Linked DNA regions of Mus musculus: region 2 is linked to region 1. Evidence: chromatin loops called from intact Hi-C (ENCODE). Cell type or tissue: left cerebral cortex. All regions are shown on one strand. Each heading gives the region's core, and the rest is flanking DNA. Links, peaks and the distances in the headings are about the cores only.

Region 1 (7,779 bases), core at 1-5,000:
CCTGATGTGAGATTGAAGAGAAAAAAAAATCAGTCCTGAGTGTCCTGTGGCAGAACAGGAGAGCTCTCCTTCCTGACACCATTCTGTGTTAGACGAAGTAAAGGTTTTCTTTAGCAACAGCCTAACAAATGACTTCCGTCACAGCCTTCTCACAACTTTGCCTGATGGAGACTGTGGTAGATCTGGAGCAAAACTAAATCCAAGAAGAGCTCCTAGGTGTTTGTACAGGATGTGCACCTCAGGTGGCCACATAGAATGGGAGCCCTGCCCACTTGGCAGGCCAGAACAGCAGGAGCCACCATTGTAAGGAGGCTTGTTGAAGCCCCTTTGAGCAGGCAGGTCTGCATTAGCTCCTTGGGACAAAGGGACATGTCCCATAGTGCCTGGGGGTTGCACTTGTTGCTTTGCTTGGTCTCAGTTTCCAGCCTTGGAGTTGAACTTTCGAGGTGGGTTTCCTCCCTCTTCCTTCCTCCTCTCTCCCTTCTTTCCTCACTCCCCCCCTCTCTTCATTCCTTTCTTTTTCTGTCTTTCTTCTGCCCTTTCTTCCTTTCCTCCCTTCATATGTCCTTCCTTTCGTCCTTCTTTCATTTCTTCCCTCTTTCTTTCCTTTCTTCTACCTTCTCCCCTCCCTCCTTCTCCACTACCTCCCTCCTTCTTTCCTTCCTCCATCCCTCCTCCTTTCCTTCATCCTTCCCTCTTTGTTTCCTTCTTCCTTTCCTTATTCCCTTCATCTCTGTTCTCCCCTTCCATCTTTCTTTACTCCCTTCTCTTTTCCGCCATCTGCTTTCTTTCTTTCTTTCTTTCTTTCTTTCTTTCTTTCTTTCTTTCTTCCTTTCTTTCTTTCTTTCTTTCTTTCATCCCTCCCCTCCCTTCTTCATTCTTCATTTCCTCTCCCCTCCTTTTTGTCTTCCTTCTGTCTCTTTTCCCTTTCTACACTCTCCTGCTTCTTTTGGACTTTGACGGAAGATACCCCTATGTAACTCAGACTGACTTCAGACTTGCCATTCCCCTGCCTCACACTCCAGTTATGTTGGGATAGCAGACGTGAGCACCACCTGGGAGATGTTTTCTAGGGATGAACTGCATTGATGTTGATAACTAAAGGCCAAGAAGAATCCCATGCCATGGCGCTTGCAGCTTCCCTTTCCACTGCAGAGTAAGTATTTCCATCTACAGGCACCGCGACACATGGAAAGGCTGCTGCTGCTCGTCCTGATCACACAACACTCTCATACACTGAACTTGTAACCAGCACACCTGTTTCCACAGGCGTTTTTAAAAGACGACTCTTAAACTCAGTCCTTCTATTTGGGAACAATTGACCACTAGGCTATGGAAGGAACAAAGTATTTGGGATATCTTTTCAGATCCACCAGAACTTGCAAGGCATTGACCTTTTGACATTTTTTTTATTCACAAATACTTCCAGAATTTGAGGCGGGTCCCTACTAAACAACGAGTGTGAAAATCCAGGGCTGCACTCTGTTCGTCTCACGCCAGTGACCCACACACACCGCCATCCCCAGCCAGACACCAGGCGTAAACTTCCTCACAACCACAGCCCTTATCAGCAGCTTGCACATGCAGATTCCAAGTATGTAACCAATCAACAACCAAGAGAGCAAACAGAGGCTGTGACTGTTAGGCCTGGGCGCTGGCATTTACAGCCCACTCCAGAGGGCTTCCTCCTCAGACAGCCTCCTCCTGTTCACCTCTCTGAAGTCTCTCTAGTACAACTTCCACATTTTCAAAGAAATATCCCTTGCTTCTTCCGGAGAATGTGAGCCCCCTCCTTGGTGAGCCCCGCAGCAATGTATGTACTAGTGCCGACTGCACATGTCTGTCTATCAGTGAACCTTGCTACATGTCTCAGGACATGCCCTGTTTTCTTCCAGCATCCAAGGATGGGAAAGCTGAGCCCTGCATGCAATCCCTTTGGCGTCTCCCATCTTTAGCATTCTACACAGTACAGGTGAGTTGCAATATTTTGATTGTCACTTAAAGTCTGACTTACTCATGTGTGACAAGAGCTATCATCTCACACAGGAGGAACATCTGCAAATACTACTGTTGGTTCACATTCATAAAATGCAGTAAGATACAAAGTAAAAGAGCTGAGAGGTTTCAAGCCATCTTCTAGACAGGGAGGGAAAGTGTGTTTTAATAAAAACACACTGGCAATTTCAAATAATCAGAGATGCATTTAAATTGTATTAAAACATCTTTGGAATCAGGAAACCTGATTAGGTTTTTCCCAGAGGCTTCCTACGCTGAAACCAGAGATTTATTTATTAGTCTAAGGAAAGGAGGTTCAATTTAAATGAAAAAAAAAAAAAAAACAACCCAGCTTATTAATTATTAGCCAAGCCACGCAGTTGCTTCCTGGGAGGCAAAGGAAAACAGGCTTTTAAGCCAAAGGGAGCTGAGTGTGTTTCCAGCCCTCCATGCCTGCCAGAGCTGGGCTCCCCAGGGACTGGGGCCTTTCAGCCCAGAGCAGTCCCCAGCAGAGATCAGAGGAGAACCTGTGGAACTGAGCCCTGGTGGAGGCTCTCTCTTCTCCCCTCTGGTGGTGCAGGAAGAACCTTGGGGCTAGTCCCTGCAAAATTCTGCTTTCCTCCTACTCCGCACCCCCCCCCCCAACCCCGCAGGGCTTGGCTGGAAAATACCAGGCTCCAGAAACTGAACATCCATCTGCAGCTGCTATTACCGGGTGTCCGGATTCTAGACCAGGACCGATGGGGTTCAGGATCCACTCACATCATTCCTATTCCCTGATAAACTTTGCATCCTTCTTGGAATAGAAAGTCACAACTAGCATGCAGCCCTTCCTGCCCTAACTGGTGTACCACCTTCCTGCTCCCCCAAACTAACAGCTGCTCTGGTGGCTCACTACCCCAGGAAGGAGGAAGGATCAGGGGTACAGAGTGCCCAGGCTGAGCGGCGGGTGGGAAGGACGGCGCACAAGCTGTCACCTTGTGGTCTGCTACACCGAGGTATCCTTCGAGCTGCCGGGGTCCTGCGGGGGCGGTTCTACGTGGCTGGGGACTGCTCTCCACAAGCTGCGTGCTGCCAGTCGCGGTTGCCGCCTGCTGCTGCTGCTGCTGCTGCTGCTGCTGCTGCGGGGGCCGCTCCTTCTGGCTGCCGAGGCTGCTGTACACGAGCAACAAGCTGGTGCACATGGTAGTGAGCACTAAACACACTGCCAGACCATGGCGCTGCAGGCGGGCGGGGGAGAGAGAGCAGAAGACAGTGGCTCAGGGTGCACCAGGGAAGCTTGGCTCCTTATTGGCACCAAGCACAAGTCCGGAGCATCCGCCCCAGCCTTCCCAGCAGCCAGAGAGCAGAGGTGACACGGTCTTGCGCACCCGTCAGGGATGCTCCTGCATCGCTGCTCACAGCCCGCGTCTCACAGTGGAGGGCAGGTGGCGCGCGGTGACCAGTGCAAGGGTGAGCGCGTCCGCCCAGGGTACTTTGGGAAGGAGGATCTAGACTCCACCTAAGCTGCTCGGATTCCAGCCCTCCAAACACCCTCTCTTCTCGCCCCCCTGAGGCTTCCTGCAGAGATCCCCGCTAAGTTTGAAATCCGACAAGAAAACCAAGAAAGTCAAAGATGGTGCTTCCTCCCCGCCCCTCTGAGTTTGTGCCCAGCGGTCACAGTGGGACACCCTCCATCCCTGGAGAGGTCAGCCTGCTCCTCTGCTCTCCAGTCGCCCCTTGGATCACTCGCTAAAGATCCAGGAGCCCAGGCATCCCTAGCGCCCATCCCGGATTCCAAGCCAGGTAGAAAGTTGTCACCAATGACAGGTGACCTCTTGGCACAGAGATAGATACCCGGAGAGGCTTCCCCAACGGTCTAGGAGACCCAGAATCCCAGGGGTCTTTGCCTCTGCTTGGCAGAGTTGGAACAACAGACTCACCATCAGGGTCTTCATTTTGGGCTCCTCTTTTGTGCGGAATTCTCAGGCAAGCGCGTCCGGAGCCACTTTTTCTTGGAGGTTGTCCATGGTGGGTGATGGGGCGGAGGCTGCTCAGATGCTCACCTGGCAGTGACGGCAGCTGAGCGGGAGCAGGAGCCGCGGGACCGGGAAGCGCTGCTGTTGCAGAGATTAGAGGAGAATTAAAACTGAGCCGGACCCTCCGAGTCTTAGCGATCCACACACTGCCGCCTGCCGCCGCCTGCTGGGTCCTAGAGTCCTCTGCAGTCCCCCTCCCAACCCCCAAACCATCTTCTCAGTGAAGTGGAATTTCTGGGGCAAGACTGTTACCATAAAGGTGCACCCATTCCTTAGTTTGAAGATTTATTATCTTTGAATGGGGCTGTCAAGTTAAAAGGACGCAGAATCCAGTTTGATCCTGAACACGGTAGCCATTTGAAAATTTACTAAATTTTCAGGTTTGTGATTTTAATAAAGAAACAAGTTAGCCTCCCAAATGTCAATCGATCTCTTTAAATTTGCATTTGTGTTTACAGCCTGGCAAATGTGATCATGGGATTGTTTTCCTTAAAAATTACGCCGCTGTAATAATTTCTAGTTGTTTTCAAATGTCCTTTCCCTCCCTAATTCTGCTTTGACAAATCATTAGTCTCCTGCTTCCCTTGGACCGTACCCTTCCATGCAAATGGCTTCATTCATCATTTGCTCCCAAGAACACAATTTATATTTCTACTCAACCTGCGAAGTCCCTGGTGCTCATTTAAATGATTTTAAAGTTTTGGAAACACTCGGTGCATCCCATTCATGTGATTAACCGTGAACTGTAGAGTCTTCCTAATGTCAGTGAAGAAATATTAGCTGTTGAAGATAAAAAGTGATCTCGCATCCTAGGATCCTGAAGGCTGTGATTCGTCCCTCCTGCTGTCTGGGGCACTGGTGGCGTATACTTTCACAATCAGGACCTGGATTCCAGTTAAAAGCTGGATCATTGTTCAGTGCTGAGTTCAGATCAGTAGCCTGCTCTAAGTATGCTCTTGTCCCTACATCTAATTAGAGCAAGCATTTGTTAAACCTCTAATTTAGCTGAAAACGTATTTCAGCCACGTGACATTATTCAGTGAACATAGTCGTCTTAATGTCTCTCTTAACACTGTACATGTAGCCGTGTGAGGTTGAAGATCACATTAAGAACGATCAGCAGGCCACCTGAACCATGGGCAGGCACAGTGAGAGCCCTTGCAACTCCCCCTTTAATCTTCTCTAATCTACCGCTGGATGGATGGCACAACGGGGACTATTTTTAACGTATGAGGCCCATGTCCAAACTCTATTAACAAAGTTAAAATTATTGGTTCAGTAATGAGCATCCAGGAGACAGAAGCACACACCATGGAGCCTTTCGAGGAAAACACAAAAATTGGAAATACTATCCGATACTGCCAGCAGTGCGGTTAGCTATTTATTCAATGTGTGCTGTGGGCATGAATAGTGCCCGTTGTCTGGACAGGCAAGGCAGCAGGCAGAGGAGAATCTTATCGGGTCTTGGCAATTCTTTATTGTATGGCTGCACTTGACACTCAAATTAATGAAACAAAGGACCAACTTGATGAATCATTGCAAGCAGATTATCTGTGTTTCTCCAACACGGCTTTCGAGATGCAGCCAGACGAAGCCCCTGCCTTCCTCAGATTGTTCTCCTCCGTCTAGCAAGCTGCCCAGCAACCGATAAAACACTTCTCATATATTCTGCGCTGCCAAAGAGAGACATCGTATTTATGACTTAAGCTCATGGCGGCACATTGGACATCTGTTACACGGTGTGTCTGACCAGACTCATTAAGCTTATGATTTTTCCCTCCTCCTGGGATGGCAGTTAGCTGGTCACAAAATTACTTACAAAATGAGTACATTTAAATTTTTAGTTCTGAGCTTGATTGAAAGAACTTTAAGGTATCTGGCTTTCTGATAGTTGATTGGGATGGTAAGACTCTTGGAGGGATTCTGGCTTGGGAGTCAAAAGGACAAGGTAGGGCCAGATGAAGGTGGAGGAGATAAGGAATGGGAGACAATTCAACTTGACGATTATGTGGTAGTCACCTGTCACTCGATAGTTCTGTTTAGGAAACATGGTGGTGGAAAGAGAGAGAATTAAGCATAAACGTTTTCCTTTAAGGACTCAGAACTCTGTCTCTCTGTCTCTCTCTTTGTATCTCTGTCTCTCTCTCTCTTTCTGAGTATGTGTATAGTGAATTTAATGAACAGACAATGGAGGAGTTCTATCGATTCAACATATGTTTAACAAGTATCTACTTTGTTATGCACCTACTGTGTGCTAGGTACTGGGGCCTAGGCTTGCAGTTTCAAGGGAACAGCAGTCAATATTCAGGCGTGGACTTTTAGGTGATAGGGAGCAACCAATGTGCAGATTTGTTTCTTAGCTTTGCCTCCTACTTCATTAAGATCTGAGGGGTGTGCTTTTCATGGCAACCCTTACGTTGCACCGACAAGTGGATCTCTGTGTCTGAGGCTAGCCTAGTCTGCATGTCAAGTCAAGACTACACAGTGAGATCCTATCTTTAAAAAAATAATCCAAGAGGTTTGAGATTTCAAGGGTAACCTTGTACATGTATGTACCTTTCAGTTATTGATCTGACTAGCCACAGTGAATGTAAAATAGGCAAATTCCTAAGTATTTGATGGACTTGGAGGAGAAAAGACAGGTAGACAAGTCAGTGGAAATGTCTGGTTTGTCTAGCTTGGACACTTCAATCCAGAGTGGGACAAGTCACAATTTGCCTCTTAAACCCAGGTAGCTGAGACAAATTTCTCACCATTTAAAACATTGCTACATTTCTACCTCTTCTGCTATCACATTCAATCAAATTGATTCCTATTTCTGAAAAAAAGAGAATGGAAAAGAAATTGAGTGTTGCAAAATGTAGTTTCTGTGATAAAAATAAGCTGAGAATTGTTGAAACAAGGCATGTCCTAGGTGACAAGGAATCTGAAATTTGGAGGGAATGTTAGCTTTGCACAGGGCCTCAAAGAACACAGAGATACTAGAGGAGAAAGAAAGACACATTGAAGTCTGCCCACAAGCTCTACTGTGGTTCCTCAGGAAAAGGTCCTTTCATTGTGTGTGTATATGTGTGTGTGCACACACATGTATGTTCATATGTGGATGTGCTTGTATGTTCATAAGTGTGTGAGTGTGTTTGTGTGCATGTATGTTCATATGTGGGTATGAGTGTATGTGCAAATGTATGCTCATATGAGAGTGTATGTATATATGCTCATATGTGTGTGAGTGTATGTGTATATGTTCATATATGGGTGTGAGTGTGTGGGTGTGCTTATATGCTCATATGTGGGTGTGAGTGTGTGTATGCATGTATGTTAATATGTGGCTTTGTATGCATATATGCTCATATGTGTATGTGAGTGTACATACATATATGTTCATATGTGGGTGTGTGCATGTATGTTCATATGTATGTATATGTGTACATGTAGGTTCGTATGTTTGAGTGTATGTGTGAGTGTATGTTCATATGTGGGTGTGAGTGTGTGTGTGTGTGTTCATGGCACATGTATAGAGATCAGAAGACAACCTTGAATGTTGATTCTCTGGTTCACTTTTTCTTTGAGACACTGTTTCTCACTGGCCTGGAATTTTGCCCTGCAGGCCAGGCTCGCTGGTCCTGGAAGCATCCAGGAATCCAACTGTCTTTATCTCCAATCTTGTTGTCACTGGGGTTGCAGATATACCTTGTCCTGGGGATCTAAACTCAGACCCTTACACTTGGCAGGCAAAGTGTTCACTGACTGAGCCATCTCCCCTAGC
Region 2 (5,000 bases), core at 1-5,000, 590 kb after region 1:
GTACAAAATAACAACAGTGAGAGTCATATCCAAGTCATACAGCCCACCCTTATCTCTGTGCTTCCGCCACCCTGGAGGCAGTCTCTACACTGAATACAATCTGGCTGCCCAGTGACTCGCAGTGGCTGTTCTTGCTCAAAGTTCGCCCTACCTCAGCCACATATCACTCATTCCAACATCCCATTTAGCCACAAGAACCAATCAACAGATAAAAGATGTTGGGGAAGAAAAGTGCTTCCTTGGTCCATCAGAAGAACTTAGATCACGAGCAATGAGTGATTCTAACTCATCAACAGAAATAGCACCAACTGCCAGGGTCAAACGTGGTGTCCAGGTGAGCAAATACATTTACCCAGCGTTGGCTAAAGAAATTCAACACTAGTGCTGAAAATTGATGGGTGCAAAGGGCTCTGTCTAACTTGAAAGATCAGACATTCTGTCACCTTCACAGAGCTTCAGTGTCATGCACTGTATTAGAATTCTGCAGAGAAAAAGAGCCAATATCCATTGATAAAACAGCAACAACAAAACTTAAGACGCATCCGAAACACAATTGTGAGGACCAGAGTCTGTATTCCCAGGACACACATAAATCAGTGTGTGGTAGCACATATCTGTGACCCCACAACAAAGAGATAGGAGGCAGAGGTAAGAGAATCCCAGCTAATCTGGCATAGATATCAATAAACTATAAAAATTCTTCTGAGTTACAGAGACAAAGTTTGGAGCTGAGATGAAAGGATGGACCATGTAGAGACTGCCTTATCCAGGGATCCACCCCATAATCAGCATCCAAACGCTGACACCATTGCATACACTAGCAAGATTTTATCGAAAGGACCCAGATGTAGCTGTCTCTTGTGAGACTATGCCGGGGCCTAGCAAACACAGAAGTGGATGCTCACAGTCAGCTAATGGATGGATCACAGGGCTCCCAATGGAGGAGCTAGAGAAAGTACCCAAGGAGCTAAAGGGATCTGCAACCCTATAGGTGGATCAACATTATGAACTAACCAGTACCCCGGAGCTCTTGACTCTAGCTGCATATGTATCAAAAGATGGCCTAGTCAGCCATCACTGGAAAGAGAGGCCCATTGGACACACAAACTTTATATGCCCCAGAACAGGGGAACGCCAGGGCCAAAAAGGGGGGGTGGGCGGGTAGGGGAGTGGGGGCGGGTGGGTATGGGGGACTTTGGTATAGCATTGGAAATGTAAATGAGCTAAATACCTAATAAAAATGGAAAAAAAATAAAAAATAAAATAAAAATTCTTCTATCAATTCAATGTTGTCCTTACACTGTCACATGCCATGGCAACCCTTACACATATGAACATACACACACACACACACACACACACACACACTCACACAATGATGTGAAAAAGACTTATGATATACAGAGCTATGGAAGCCCACTGGGAGATCGTTTGCCTCTTATGCACAAAGCTCTGGGTTCAGCTCCTAACTGAAGGGGTGGGCAGATACACGATACCTCTGTGCCAGTCAATGGGCACAGGATCGTTCCAGGGGTCCACAGTACATCGAGAAGATAATACATCAGACACACAGATATGTTCAAGCTATTAGAAAGTGCTCGCCTGACAAACCATGATTAACATGTGCGGTGACACCTGTGCACCTGCCGTCTTTTCAGCACTACCTGTCCTACCTTCATCCTGTTGGCCACAATAAAACACTCTGACCAAAAGGACTTGGGGAGAAGAAGATTCAGTTCTTTCTACCCTTCTGGGTCACTATCCATGTCTGAGGGAAATCAAAGCAGGACCCTGGGCAAGAACCTGAATCAGAACCAGGGAGGAATGCCACTCTGCTGGCCCCATCTCTGCTTGTTCTCTCACAAGCTCATCCTTAGCTAGCTTTCTGTACAGCCCAGGGCCACCTGCCTAGGAATGACCCCTCCCACAGTGGACTGCACCCTTATATATCAATGAATAATCAAGACAATGCCCCATAAATGTGCCTACAGACCAATATGATGCAGTCAATTCCTCAGTGGAGGATCCTTCTTCCAAGTGGCACTAGGTTGAGTCAAGGTGACACCTGAGTTGACAAAAGATATTACCTAAAATTTCATGGAAAGAGAATATAGAACCCAGCATCAACACATTACAAGTACTTAGCGAGTGGGAGCTATGACTTTAAACTATTATCTGATTGCTTTAGAGATCAGCCTTAACTAAAAACAGAAACCCTTCTGCAGGCTGACATTTAAAAGGCCACCACACAAAGAACACAGACCGGCTTCCAGGAAGGTACTTGTGAAAGCGTGGGCTGGCGAATCAACGGCACGGGATGTTCTCTTCCAACAGCTTGCCATTTCAGCATCTTTCGATTAGGCCGACACATGGTGCTCTCGAATGGCCCAGCTTCCCTCCCACGTTTGCAGACCAGGATTATTCTAAATAGGAAGCCAGTCCCCAAAACCTCCCACTTGCCGCCAACACAGGTCAGCCACAGGATTGTGTGCAGTCAGGCTGTGGAGCAGGTGCGACTACCTGTGTGAAGGTCACAGCCTAGTTATTTTATGTGTCAGTCTGAAGATAAAAGCAGACAACAATGAACCAGTCTGCACTCTCCCCGTGGAAGGAGATTGTCTTAAATTTGGGAAGTGGTTTGTCACTGAGATAACCTCAGCTACCCTGCAAAACAAAGCAAATAAACAAACTCGCTGGAAGTGAGGGTGCACACTTGAATTCAACTCTAAGGCAGACGCAGTGCTGGGCACTGCTGTTCAGTTACTTTGTCTGTCTTCAGTAGACACCGGTCATGGCGCCCTTTCTCCCTAGAGTCCTCCCCACGGTGATCTATAAACTGTAAAGTGCTAGTGCTTTAAAATGATTTTAAAGCAAGCCCTGGAATTACATTAAGGGCTTGCTTTAAAATGATTTTAAAGCAAGCCCTGGAATTACATTAAGGGCTTATCCGAGCCAGAAGGAGGCTGATGATGGTCAGGAGGAACCGACGCAGAAGGGTCACGTAACCATTTCCGGTCGGCAGTGGAGCCACTCCGCCCCCTCTTACCAATGAATCCCTGTCCATATAGACCTCAAAGTGCTCAGCCTGCTCGCTGTCTGCGGGTTTGGCCTCCTGACCAGACGTTTCCATTACCGCAGCTGCTGTTTGTAAGCGTGTAGCAGCCCTGCGTCTTAATGCTTCTCACCACACGCTTAATTTTTTTTTCTTCTCCTAGAAGAAATTATGGCCATTTCGGCTGAGTGTCCCCATTCTGTATTCTTTCAGAGCTCGTATTCATCTTTTATTTTCCTGAATGAGGTTTGGTTTATAGCATATAAGATAGGAAAACAGGATTGAAAAGGCTGGGAGAATATAAATCTTCCCTTGGAAACAAAATGCTCTCAGCGCATTTTAAAGACTTCAGAGTTTTTTTGACGCCCTCATTCACTGGAGAATTTTGGAGGAAGTAAAATCCGAGAATCCCTCTCCCTCTTCCCCCCGCCACTCCCCTATCTCTCTCTTTCACACACACACAGAAATAAAAAAATTTAAAAAGCCAGCCATATAGCCTGATTATTCCAATGTCTTCCAGTACACTGTGTGTTCCGTCAGACACTCCATGTTGGAAAGGTTTTCCATGTCTCGCTGGGTTTGCACATTCCTTTTTTCCAGCCAAAGTTCAGATACCTCGAGGACAGAGCTACACCCTAACCATGCGGTAGAGGTCTATTACATCATGGTGGTCTATTACATCATGGAGGTCTATTACATCATGGATCGCTTAGGCAAATCCCAGAGCTCCACTGGTGTGGGTACTCTGGGACTCGGTGCTTTTCCCAGGCTACCCCACTCCAGAGGGCCCTTCATGTCACCATAAAACTGATTTCTTTACCTAGCCACACAGGAGGACAAGATCCTCAATGGCTCTAGACTAGTCTTCTGGATATAAACACACCAATGAAAAAGCTGTAGTTTTCTTCATAAGCTAAGGATGTGAGGACCTAAAGGAGCAGGGTTCTGATGACAAAGCTTAAAGATGAGCAATTCGGAAGGAAGGTGTGTTGTAATGTGTAATCCCAATGATGTTGTTTCTAGCACGTTCAAACAGCAGCCAAATGAATGGCTCCATCCTCAGAATGAAATACATTTTATAGGGATTTCCCCCTGGAAAACTAGAGCTGAAGGTGGGGCTGGAGAGACAGCTCAGCCATTAAGAGCAGTTACTGCTTTTTCAGAGGATCAGAGTTCAATACCAGGTACGCAACTCATGACCCATATTACTGCAGCCCCAGAGACCCTCATACCCAGTTTTGGCTTCAGCAAGTGTACACACACACACACACACACACACACACACACTATAATTTAAAATAACTGGAGATATGTGTGCAAAAACACATCAGACCACAGCAATCATTTAAAAAGAAGAACCAATTAAGAATGCCTGTTGCTCTATGTCCTGACAAGGCTCCTGGCATACAAAGACTCTTCTCACAGGACCCAAAGAGCACAGTTAAAAGTGACAGTAGTTGGGCTGAGAAGATGTCCTGGTGGTTAGTAATGTGCTGTAACCATAGGACTGGAGCTTGGGTCTCCAGAAAACTAAGTGCTGTTGGGAGCTAAAAAGAGGCCCTGGGGAAGAGGGGGGAAGGGGAAGACCCACACCCCGCCAGAGTTCCACCTATTCTCTGTTCAGTCAGCGGTGGGAGGGCTGCCATACACTTTCCACTCATCCCTGAGTGGGCATCTAAGCCACTGACCCATTCTCCGGGGGATGGCTAAGGGGCAGCCCTACCTGGGGGCCCCGGAGCTACTTTCTCCTAAAGCCCCAGGGAGCCCCTGTGCTAAAGCCACTGGGGTTATGGGAGAGAGGGGTGAGGGAAGAGAGGTTCCCAACATCGCAAGAGTGAGCGCAACGGATCTTGACTGGAGCAGAGACCATCAATGGTTTTAGAGCTTTGTTATAGAAAGGCAGGGAGAAAGAGAGACGATAGAAAGGAGAGAGAGAGAGAGAGAGAGA

The links. Peaks named below come from ENCODE experiments on the same cell type or tissue, not always from the same donor. Only the 100,000 strongest peaks of a DNase experiment are listed, where the experiment ranks them.
Region 2: a loop joins it to region 1, with 2.3 times the contacts of the local background. A loop is called at or near these places in 4 of 42 quality-filtered maps.

Annotation. Positions count from the first base shown.
Region 1 is chr3:152,978,086-152,985,864 of GRCm38, forward strand. It overlaps St6galnac5 (ST6 (alpha-N-acetyl-neuraminyl-2,3-beta-galactosyl-1,3)-N-acetylgalactosaminide alpha-2,6-sialyltransferase 5), which reads right to left and starts at 4,125. Exons shown (of 5, transcript NM_012028.5): 1 at 3,918-4,125; 2 at 2,973-3,215. The coding sequence starts at 3,932. It overlaps Gm46830 (a long non-coding RNA gene), which reads left to right. Exons shown (of 4, transcript XR_003954686.1): 3 at 1,896-1,972. In left cerebral cortex, for the core only: CTCF peaks have their summits at 2,563, 3,426 and 4,165 (motif pointing left); DNase peaks (open chromatin) are centred at 1,822, 2,600, 2,857, 3,200 and 2 more places; H3K4me3 peaks cover 3,208 bases; H3K27ac peaks cover 2,541 bases.
Region 2 is chr3:153,568,968-153,573,967 of GRCm38, forward strand. The region is part of intron 1 of St6galnac3 (ST6 (alpha-N-acetyl-neuraminyl-2,3-beta-galactosyl-1,3)-N-acetylgalactosaminide alpha-2,6-sialyltransferase 3); the gene reads right to left. Among named protein-coding and RNA genes, the nearest start is that of Gm32721, 18 kb to the right of the region's middle. In left cerebral cortex, for the core only: no CTCF peak of the experiment used is centred there; DNase peaks (open chromatin) are centred at 2,331 and 3,442; H3K27ac peaks cover 892 bases.